Linked DNA regions of Homo sapiens: all the other regions are linked to region 3. Evidence: chromatin contacts called from ENCODE Hi-C or POLR2A ChIA-PET data. All regions are on one chromosome and are shown on one strand. The core of a region is the stretch at or near the end of the contact, and the rest is flanking DNA. Distances in the headings are between cores, read along the strand shown. Region 1 holds the start of CUEDC1 (CUE domain containing 1). Region 2 holds the start of MKS1 (MKS transition zone complex subunit 1). Region 3 holds the start of DYNLL2 (dynein light chain LC8-type 2).

What was found. Hi-C counts contacts between places; a loop is a spot of excess contacts on that map. ChIA-PET counts read pairs that join two places held with the same protein, here RNA polymerase II (POLR2A). Pooled maps may share reads with other maps.
Region 1: a loop to region 3 is called in a pooled map, with 5 times the contacts of the local background. The contact joins the promoter of CUEDC1 here to the promoter of DYNLL2 in region 3. A Hi-C loop is called at or near these places in 1 of 37 single-sample maps with no recorded cell type and 10 of 50 pooled maps. POLR2A ChIA-PET finds 5 or more read pairs at or near these places in 12 of 52 experiments (A549, A673, CD4-positive, alpha-beta T cell and 8 more).
Region 2: a loop to region 3 is called in a map of CD8-positive, alpha-beta T cell, with 21 times the contacts of the local background. The contact joins the promoter of MKS1 here to the promoter of DYNLL2 in region 3. A Hi-C loop is called at or near these places in 8 of 168 maps with a recorded cell type or tissue (CD4-positive, alpha-beta memory T cell, CD8-positive, alpha-beta T cell, chondrocyte and 3 more), 5 of 37 single-sample maps with no recorded cell type and 20 of 50 pooled maps. POLR2A ChIA-PET finds 5 or more read pairs at or near these places in 5 of 52 experiments (CD4-positive, alpha-beta T cell, PC-3, T-cell and 2 more).

Annotation. Positions count from the first base shown.
Region 1 is chr17:57,954,139-57,957,270 of GRCh38, forward strand. It overlaps CUEDC1 (CUE domain containing 1), which reads right to left and starts at 1,274. Exons shown (of 11, transcript NM_001271875.2): 1 at 1,087-1,274. RefSeq lists a silencer at 1,129-1,198.
Region 2 is chr17:58,217,539-58,220,781 of GRCh38, forward strand. MKS1 (MKS transition zone complex subunit 1) reads right to left here and starts at 1,717. Exons shown (of 18, transcript NM_017777.4): 1 at 1,613-1,717; 2 at 1,082-1,191. The coding sequence starts at 1,692. LOC105371841 (a long non-coding RNA gene) reads left to right here and starts at 1,776. Exons shown (of 2, transcript XR_934884.4): 1 at 1,776-2,521. RefSeq lists an enhancer at 1,545-1,824.
Region 3 is chr17:58,082,145-58,085,185 of GRCh38, forward strand. DYNLL2 (dynein light chain LC8-type 2) reads left to right here and starts at 1,275. Exons shown (of 3, transcript NM_080677.3): 1 at 1,275-1,539. It overlaps DYNLL2-DT (DYNLL2 divergent transcript), which reads right to left and starts at 1,060. Exons shown (of 3, transcript NR_110809.1): 1 at 572-1,060; 2 at 1-472. RefSeq lists an enhancer at 1,004-1,298 and silencers at 1,015-1,364, 1,375-1,434, 1,475-1,894, 1,935-2,064.

The DNA.
Region 1 (3,132 bases), core at 24-2,523, 130 kb before region 3:
ACATCTCCCTGAGTCCTTTCTCCTGGGCCAGGTGGCTCAGGTGCTGCGGGATCACCCAGGGAAGGCTCATTCCTCTCGCTACAAGACGCTGACTGCGGATCAGGTGGGGAGCACGGTGGATGGTCTTCTTGTATCCTCTATCGCCTCCAGGGCATCTTGTTTCTAAACTCCCAGGGAGTCCCCTCATCTTCTACTCCACTACTCCACCAAAAAAAGGAAAATCTAAACCCTCCCTCCCCTTAAAACACATTCCGTCTCAGGAATTTAATTTCAGTGTACGTTTCTTAGAGCTAAAACTTTTTTTAAGGGGAAAAGAAATGGGCAGGGCAGTGCTGGGTGTAAGGCGACCACGCGACCGAGAAAAGGAAGAGGGAGGAATGAATAAACGCTGACACCAGCCCCCCTTGGAGCTCAGAGCCTGGGGCACAGGAGCCGGCGGGGCGGGCGAGCAGGGGCGGGGACAGCGCATTCCCAACTTTCCCTGGCCGAGCTGACGGGAGATACAGCTCCCAGGGGACCGGGAGGGACCAAAAAAGGCTGAGCCGACCTGTGACATCGGCGGGGGGCAGGAAGCGAAGCTCCCCTCCCCCTGAAAGGCGCTCGGCTCCCAGCAGGCGCCCCCGCCTGCCGTCGCCGCCCAGCCTGCGCCCCCAGGCCCGGGCACTGCGGGGAGGGGCGCCCACACAAAAGGGGGAGCGGCGGGAGAGGGGACTCGGGCGAAGCCGGCTCCGGGAGGCCTCGTCTCCCTTCCCTGCGGCGCTGGCCCGCGCCCCCCGGTCTAATCGCGCGCCCCGCTCCCGGCCCCCCAGATGCCCGCACGCCCCCCGCGCCCGGGGCCCGGGATGAGGTGGGGGCTCGGGAAGGAAGGGCGGGCGGGGACCTGCCGCACGCGGAGCTCCCGGGGAGCCGCGCCGACAGCCCCGGGAATCAAACTCGCGACGGCCCGGCCCTCCCGGCGGCGCCTGGGCAACGGGTCCCGAGAAGGTGGGGCCGCTGGGCCGGGGCCGCGGCCGGGATTGCGCGCGGGGCGCCGGCGAGGACCGCGCCCGGGGCCGGGCGGGAGCCGCGGGAGCGCGGGGGTCTTACCGGGCAGCGCCACGCGCGTCCGCTCCGCGCGGGCCGCAGGGGCCGGGCCGCGGGCCGGGCGGGGGAGGGGCTGCAATCCGCAGCGGTGGCGGCGGGGCCAGGCTCGGCGGCGGCGGCGCGGCTGGGGCGCGGGGAGGCGGAGAAAGTGAGGCGAGGCCGGCTTCCTAGCGGCGGGCGGCGAGAAATGCAGCTGTCCCTGCGCGGCTGCCGGCAGGGCCACAAGTGGGGCCGCGCGGGGAGGAGCGGGGCTGCGGGCGGGGCGGGGCGGGGGCCCGGCTGCGGCGCCCCCGGGCCCTTTCCCTATGGCCGACCCCTTTCCAGAGAGGAGGGAAGCGGACCTGGGGGTCCGGAAACCTACATGGTTGCCGGGGGTGGAGAGGGGAGCACCCAGTGAAGGCTGGAAAAATGCCCTCCGTGTACCTCCCTCCCCGGCCGCAGTGACTCCCTAGCTTGCGGGCAGGAGGGCGTGAGCGGGGTGCCTCGACCTCCCGCGCAGAGCGGGGTGCGGGGCATCCTGCCCCTCCCAGCTGCGGAGAGGGTGGGCGGAGGAGACCTGAGACCTCCGAGACTCCGCGGGGAGCTAAGAGCAGGGCTGCCCGACAGGTTCCAGGTCAGTGCCAGGAACCCAGGGTGAGGACGCACAGCTGGGGCTTGGGACACAGGTGTGGAGGAGGGGCACCTCCCTGGAATTAGGGCCCCGGAAAGGAAACCAAATCAAATGCTGAGGACACAGGAGATGGTGGGAAGGGGGAGCAAATCAAAGCTATCACTCGTCCACACCGACAGATACCACCTGCCATCTCCCATTTTCTCCTCCCCCAACCTCCCCAGCATCCCTGATCACTTCAAGGGCTGCTGAGCCCTGGGAAGATTTTCCACGGAAGAACTTGTTTAATAAATGGGAAACTGACCTTTGCTATACTTTTCCCACGTGCTTTCATTTCAGACTCCAATTTGGGAGTAGGTAGCCTAGGTCAGGTGGTGACCACCAAGCACCCTGCTACCTAGGGGATCTGAGGAGGGTGAAGAAGGCCAGATGCAAACTAAGCTCTGTCCCCAAACAACTTGCAAAGGGTCTGCACCCTCCTCCTGGAAAAGTCTGCCTTACAGACCCATTTGCCCATCTGGGCCCAGAACCCCAGGAATAGCCCCCCTCTCCCCTCCTCTGAGCGCTTGCAATTTGCTAGCCTTGCTGAGACAGATCGACACGCTCAGCCTCAGAGACAGCTGATGGTAAAAACCACAAACCAAAGTGCCCCAGACACCAATGTGTTTCCATCATTTGCATGTCAAGGGCAAGTTTCTTCAGCAAGGTGGGAAACTGGGAGGGGGAGAAACCTCAGAACCACACCCTCCTCGGGGAGGCCCAACGTTAGGTTAGCATGTTGAACGGAACTCCAGGACTGGGTTTCCAAACCCCTCTGAGGATCTCCTCTCTCCTGCTCCTCTCTCCCCACACTTCACTCCCTGGTGCATTCAATTTCCGGGGGAGGCAGGGTGCTTGAAATCCCAGAAGATGGTCTTCAGGCCCCAGGTTAAAGATTCTTAATCCGAAGGGACAGACCCATGCCTCTATACTGACTCCTGGCTCCTTTCCCAGGTTGTAACTGAGAGCTCAGGATTTGTCCGCCTGGCCAATATAGTCTAGATTATGTTATCAAGTGTATTACCTTACACTTACCCATAGTGCAGTTCATTTGTCACTTTCCTGCTTACTTGCAAGATCCCTCTGCAGTTCATTCCTGTCACCTTGGCATTTCAGGAGCAGAAAAATGCATCTGCAAACCTGGAGATTTCCATTTGCACTCGCCTATGGATTGCTCATAATTTTTTTTTTTTTGAGACGGAGTTTCGCTCTGTCACCCAGGCTGGAGTGCAGTGGCACGATCTCAACTCACTGCAACCTCCGCCTCCCAGGTTCAAGCAATTCTCCTGCCTACGCCTCCTGAGTAGCTGGGGTTACAGGTGGGTGCCACCACGCCCGGCTAGTAAAATTTTTAAATACATTATTATTATAGTCATTAATAAAACCAGTTGCTCTAATGG
Region 2 (3,243 bases), core at 467-2,966, 140 kb after region 3:
TGACTCACGCCTGTAATCCCAACATTTTGGGAGGCTAAGGTGGGAGGATCACTTGGGCCCAGGAATTTGAAACCAGCCTGGACAACATAGCAAGACCTTTTCTCTACTAAAACTTTAAAAAAAAATAAACTGAGTGTGAGTCTGTAGTCCCAGCTAGTTGGGAGGCTGAGGCAGGAGGATGGCTTGAGCCTGGGAGACCAAGGTTTACAGTGAGCTATGATCATACCACTGCACTCCAGCCTGAGCAGAAGAATGAGATTCTGTCTCAAAACAAAACGAAAACAAAAACAAAGAAAACAAATCTAATCTAATACACTCTTGGGTATGCCTTTTTCAGAGACACGTTTCACAACCTGTGAGCCCACACTCTTGCCCAGGAACAGCTCTGAACAGAAAGAGAAACAATAAAAGCAAACAGACTAGTGACCTGACAACAACCACTCTGTCCTCTCCTCCTCATTCTTTTGGTTTCCCAGATAAGGAAAACCACAAGAACACAGTTGATCTATACATGCACATCATATGCAGATTTTGCAAGCAGTCTCCAGTTTAAAAATTGTTTTTAAAAGTGTTTATATGTGTATTTAGGGTTTGGGGCACGTTTTCTCTTTTAAAAATGCCACAAATAGGACGGGCGCGGTGGCTCACGCCTGTAATCCCAGCACTTTGGGAGGCCAAGGCGGGCGGATCACGAGGTCAGGAGATCGAGACAATCCTGGCTAACACGGTGAAACCCCGCCTCTACTGAAAATACAAAAAATTAGCCGGGCGTGGTGGCGGGCGCCTGTAGTCCCAGCTACTCGGGAGGCTGAGGCAGGAGAATCGCGTGAACCCGGGAGGCGGAGCTTGCAGTGAGCGGAGATAGCGACACTGCACTTCAGCCTGGGGGAAAGAGCAAGACTCCGTCTCAAAAAAAAAAAAAAAAAAAAAAAAAAAAAAAAAGCCACAAATAGAATGTAGGTTGCCGGGCAACTCTATAACATATCAGAAGTATAGTATTTGTTATCTCACTACATTTGGCCACAATTCTGATTAGTATCATAATTAGTATTAGATGGCACATCACCACCGTAACACCCACTGGCAGTTGGCTGAGGCCTAAAAGTGGCCAAGTCTATGAGGTCCTTCCCGAGCTCGGCAGCAGGCTGATAATGAAGAAAGTTGCTTGATGTGATTCTTTGCAGGTGGACTCTGTCAAGAAAAGCCCAAAATATTCGTTACCAGACACGCAACCAGGAGATGAACACAAAGCAAGGATGGGGGAAACAAAACAGAGGAGGTAGGGTTGCCAAGGTGTGCTGGGTGCAGACAACGGAGAGGAGGTGGGTGGGTGCGCCGTCCTATGGGGAAGAATGAAGGGGAGAGGGTGTACTGGGGGCACAGGGCTTTGAGAAACTGGGAGCAACAAAGACGTGAATGGACTTGGGTAGGTCTGTAAGGGGTTCTTAGAGGCTGTGAGTGGATGGGGGTACGGATAGTGAAAGAAGTGGGGAGCCCGGAGAAGTGGTCGGGATTGTAAGCAGAAAGTGGGGACCTCAGAACACCGAGCTCAGGTTGGAATGATCTAAGGACACAAAAGCATGGGGCCTCGGGGCTGGGGCGGTGCGACTACCGGAGGCGCAAGTTGCGCACGGGGTCCCGGGAGCGATACACTGCCTCCCCGGTGTCAGTGCTCCAGACGGTCTCCGCCATGACAGCTGCGACGCGCCGCGACTGCGCCGGAAAGCGCGCCGCTCTGTTTTCCTGGCAACGGAGACGCTGGATCGGGAGGCGACGGAGGTGCTGCGCGCGCAACCCGCCGTTCCCGTCACGGCGCCACGGTCGCAGTTGGCCACACAGTGCAAGTGCAGCCCAAGCCGAACGCCCAAGAGGGCTCCGGGGTCCTACCGATCACCGCTTACCATGTATGCGATAAAAGCTCACCGAAAGCGGGACCTCGTGCGCTGTGCAAATGAGGAAACTGGCACAGCCATCAGCCCACTTCATATAGACAGATAGATGCAGAAATGATGACGGGGACCAGGTGGCCTGAGTCTTCGCCCTCTACCTTTTCCACCATGCCACACTGCCTTCCACCCAACGCGTGAAAACTTTGGCCTGAAAATCGGGTGATGTGACTGTAAGAAATGCACCCATTATTCCCAAAGGAGTCAGGGAAGGTGATGGCCCTTAGCCAGACAAGAAAATATATTCTTGGAAGACAAAAAAAGTGTCAGAAGATTTATTAGTCTTTGTGTTGATATTCACTGAGCAAAGAAAGAAAAAACAAGGAAGTCAACAGTAAGGAAGGAAACGATGTTATTATTGAACTGATTCTTACCTTGTGTATGTTAGTTTTGGATCATTAAGCCACTTTGTTACTGCACTGGCTTCCTGAAAAGCCAAAAAAGTGACATTCACAAGTCATGCTTCGTTGTACTAGCAAAGGAAGGACATGCTGTAACCTCACGTCTGGCGTCCCGGCACTTTGGGAATGTCAACATTTATCAGCCTTGTTCACATCTAGTCCTCCTCCAACAAAGTAAGCAATTGTCCCCTGAACTCGGGAATCTCATGCCAGTTTGATGATTTGGCATTGGAAGCTCTGGGTGCCATAGCCACTAGTTGTGTAACACCGACTCACCATAAATAGCACCATTTATTTAGGATCTAGTGCAGCTTGAGCACTTTTGTTTGCATTGTCCCAAATCCTTGTAGAAGCCTCTCAAAAAGGTACTTTTATTCACTTTAAAAATGAAGTTCGTGAAGGCCAGGGTTTAAAGGACTTGCTAGCTTGCAAGTGGTAAAAGTACTGGGATTCTAGCCCAAGTTCTTCTGTCTTTTGAAGCCTAACCACCTTCCAGTTTGCCTCACAGCCTCTCACCTACCAATTTATTCCATAAACGCACACATTTCCAACCTGGGAAATAATAATTTTTTTTTTTTTTTTTTTGAGACGGAGTCTCGCTCTGTCGCCCAGGCTGGAGTGCAGTGGCGGGATCTCGGCTCACTGCAAGCTCCGCCTCCCGGGTTCACGCCATTCTCCTGCCTCAGCCTCCCAAGTAGCCGGGACTACAGGCGCCCGCCACTACGCCCGGCTAATTTTTTGTATTTTTAGTAGAGACGGGGTTTCACCGTTTTAGCCGGGATGGTCTCGATCTCCTGACCTCGTGATCCGCCCGCCTCGGCCTCCCAAAGTGCTGGGATTACAGGCGTGAGCCACCGCGCCCGGCCGGAAATAATTTTAACATAAAACAAAAGGCA
Region 3 (3,041 bases), core at 25-2,524:
ACTTCCTGACCATGGTTTGGAGAGGCGAAGGGGAAAAGATGGGAGTGGGAGCTATCCCCGGCAGCTTCTTAATCCCTACTGTATGGCCAAAATGCTTGGTTCCCAATAAAGGCTCGTCAGCCCTTGAGGTAGACACTTCTGTATAAAACAGACCAGAAAGAAAACCGCAGGCCTGAGGATCTTTCCTGGGAGTGGGATGGAGTGAGGGCAGGCAGGCTCCCAACGCGCACGTTCACACCCACTCTCCCAGAAGTAGTCTCTTGAGCCTCCAGAGGGGCTGCTTCCTGGGTGCACCTCTTTTCAGCTAGAAGCAAGTCAAGCCTGACCTGCGGGATCTGGCAGGGCTCTCTGTACTTGGATTCTCTCCTTTATAAAGTGAGGGGTGTGGATGGGTGGTTTTTGAAGGCTCCTCACAGCTCTGACAGGCACCACCTCTGGGGGCTTCTATTCACTCTCCTCCAACCTTGTCTACCTGGACAGGCAGGGACAGACGACAAGAAATCGCTCACTCTCACCCCCATCCCAGGACCCCAAGGCCATAAATGTGCAAGGACAGCAGAGGCCTGCGTACCAAAGACACATCCCCATCAATTTTGCTTCGGCTCTGTCTCCATTGCTCCTGTAGACAAATACCGGCTGGGGGCCCAGCTGGGAGTTTAGGTCCTTCAGCCTCAAAGAACAAAGGAGGAAGAAGGGACCTTCCCGGAAGGTGAGGGGAGGGAGTCCTGGGGCTCCTATGCCTCTCCCTCTCCATAGGGCTGGCTGTCCCTCTCTTTCTCACAGATACGGGAGGAGGGAGTGTCCTGTCTTTTCCTCTGAGGCTGGTGACTTCATCTCCTCCCCTCTCTAAGGTTGGGGTCTCTACCTCAGCCCCATCTGTTCCCTGGGTCTGAAATCTCCATCCCCCTCTCCCTTTTTTCTCCTTGGGACTGGGGGTCTCCACACCCTTCCCTCTCCTCCTCTCTCAGGACCATGTCTCTTTATTCCTTTTCAGGCCTGGCCTCTCCAGCCCCGGGGGGAGGGGTCCGCATTCCTCTCCTTTCTTAAGGCCACGGCTCCCTCCCCCACCCGCTCCAGCTCCTCCTCCCCACCCCCTCCCTCCGCCCCGAGGCATTGTGGGAGGAAACAAGATGTGGGGCGAGAGCGGCGCGGGGAGAAGCCCGCAGTGCGGGGCCGGGCGGGCTCAGCCAATGGGGAGCGCGGACGGCGGCGCGCGCGGCGGGGGGGCGGGGGCGGGGCACTATTTCAGCGGGGGCCGCGCGTCGGCCGCGCTCAGCGGCAGAGCGGAGCGGAGCTGTGAGGCGCCAGTGCGGAGCGGGCGGGCGGGCGGGCGGCGTGAGGCGGAGCGCGGGCGGCCGGCGAAACTCCAAGGGCGGACCGCGGCAGGGAGCGATCGGCCTCGGGCTGCGGGAGCCGGAGACCGCGGCGGCGGCGGCTGCTGCAGCTGCAGGAGGAGCCCAGGGAACACCGCCCCTGCCTGTGCTCTGCCTCGGGCCATCGCTCCTCCCCAGGGCCCAGTGCGGACTCGCCTCCGTGAAGGTGAGCGGTGGGTGGGGGCGTCCCCCGGGTGGCGGGCCTGTGTCCGTCGCGTGCGACTCTACACGACCCGGCCCTCGCCGCGGTGGCCCTGCGGCCTCCTTAGCCGGCCCCAAGGCCTGGAACAGGGCTGGCCCCGCAGCCCTTGGCGTTGACGGTCCGGGCAGCGCAGCGCGCCCCCGCCGCCCCTCCCTCTCGGCGCAGCCCGGGCTGCGCCACCCTTTGCCCCGGCCACCCTCGTGGCGCTGCTGGAGGCCCGGGCTGCGGAGCTGCCGCTGCCCCCGCCCCCGGGAGTCTCTCTGCGCTGCGTGGAGGCCCCTGATGTCAGGGGCCGGGGAAGAGGGGGTGGAGAGGGCTCGGGCGTGACGCGGCTCCTCCTGCCGCCACCGCCACCCTCTGGGGCGTCCTTCCTGCAGCGAGGACGCCCAGTCACTCCGGCGCTGTTCCAGGCCGGGTGGGGGAGGGCGGCCGACCGGCCGGGGCCTGCGGACCTGGCCGGCGGCGCGGGCGGGAGGTCGGGGGGAAGGAGGATGCTTCCTCGTTCCCCAGGTGCTGCCCTTCGGGACCGCAGCGCTCTGGAGGATGGGATAGTGGAGGGATACGGCCCACTTGGAGAGCCCGAAGAGGGAAGTAGAAGTGTGTGTGTATTGGCGGGTGGGGATGGTGGTCCGTGTCATTCGGAGATTTAGCCTTTTTTTTTGGTTGCAAAACCAGGAATAGAGGATGGGAGCTGTCCTGGGGTGCCCTTTGTGCTTTTCACAGGAGCCTTGGCTCGTGACTGAGGCTGCTGGCCTGGGGCCCTCTGGCCATCTTCCTCCTATCTGGAGGCCCAGGTCCCTTGCTTTTTCCCAAGGAGGGAGGGGCTAGGCTGGACACCTTCCTGTGCTTTGCTTACCGGCACCTTGGACAGGGGTGGTAGGGGTTGGGCTTCACCTCTCTCAGATGCCTGGGGGGCCATTGTAGTCGTAAGACCAATATTATGTAACCGCAGGCTCTTTCCTGGAGAGTAAGGTGGCTTTTAATTACTGTAACAAAGTTGCTCCTTTGGACTTTGGGAATGAGGCAGTGGAGCAGGTGAGCTTGCAGGCAAAATGGTGCCAATTTCATACTTTCACTTTGCTGTCTAACCAGGCCCCACCCCCACCCCTGGGTTTGTAAACAGTGCCCCCTTCTGAGTGGTAACCTGGAATAGGCCACCAGGTGACACTAGTTTTTCTTCACTTATACAGAGCCTTATAATGTAAGAACCTTTCTCCCTGTGCTGCTGTTGTACCTTTGCTCAGACCCATTTGAGTTTACCCCATTTATCTCATTTCAACCATTAGTATTTAAAATGAAGATGTTGATTTGCCCAAGGTCACGTAACTAGTCATTCCTTGAACAGGGTTCTCCGAATCTTTCCTCAGCACCACATGGTGCTCACAGACTCCAGTTGAGGCTCTGACTTTTCCTCTCCAGAATGTGGGGGCAGAGGGTGCTGGTCTACTACCTCTTTGCTCTGCCAG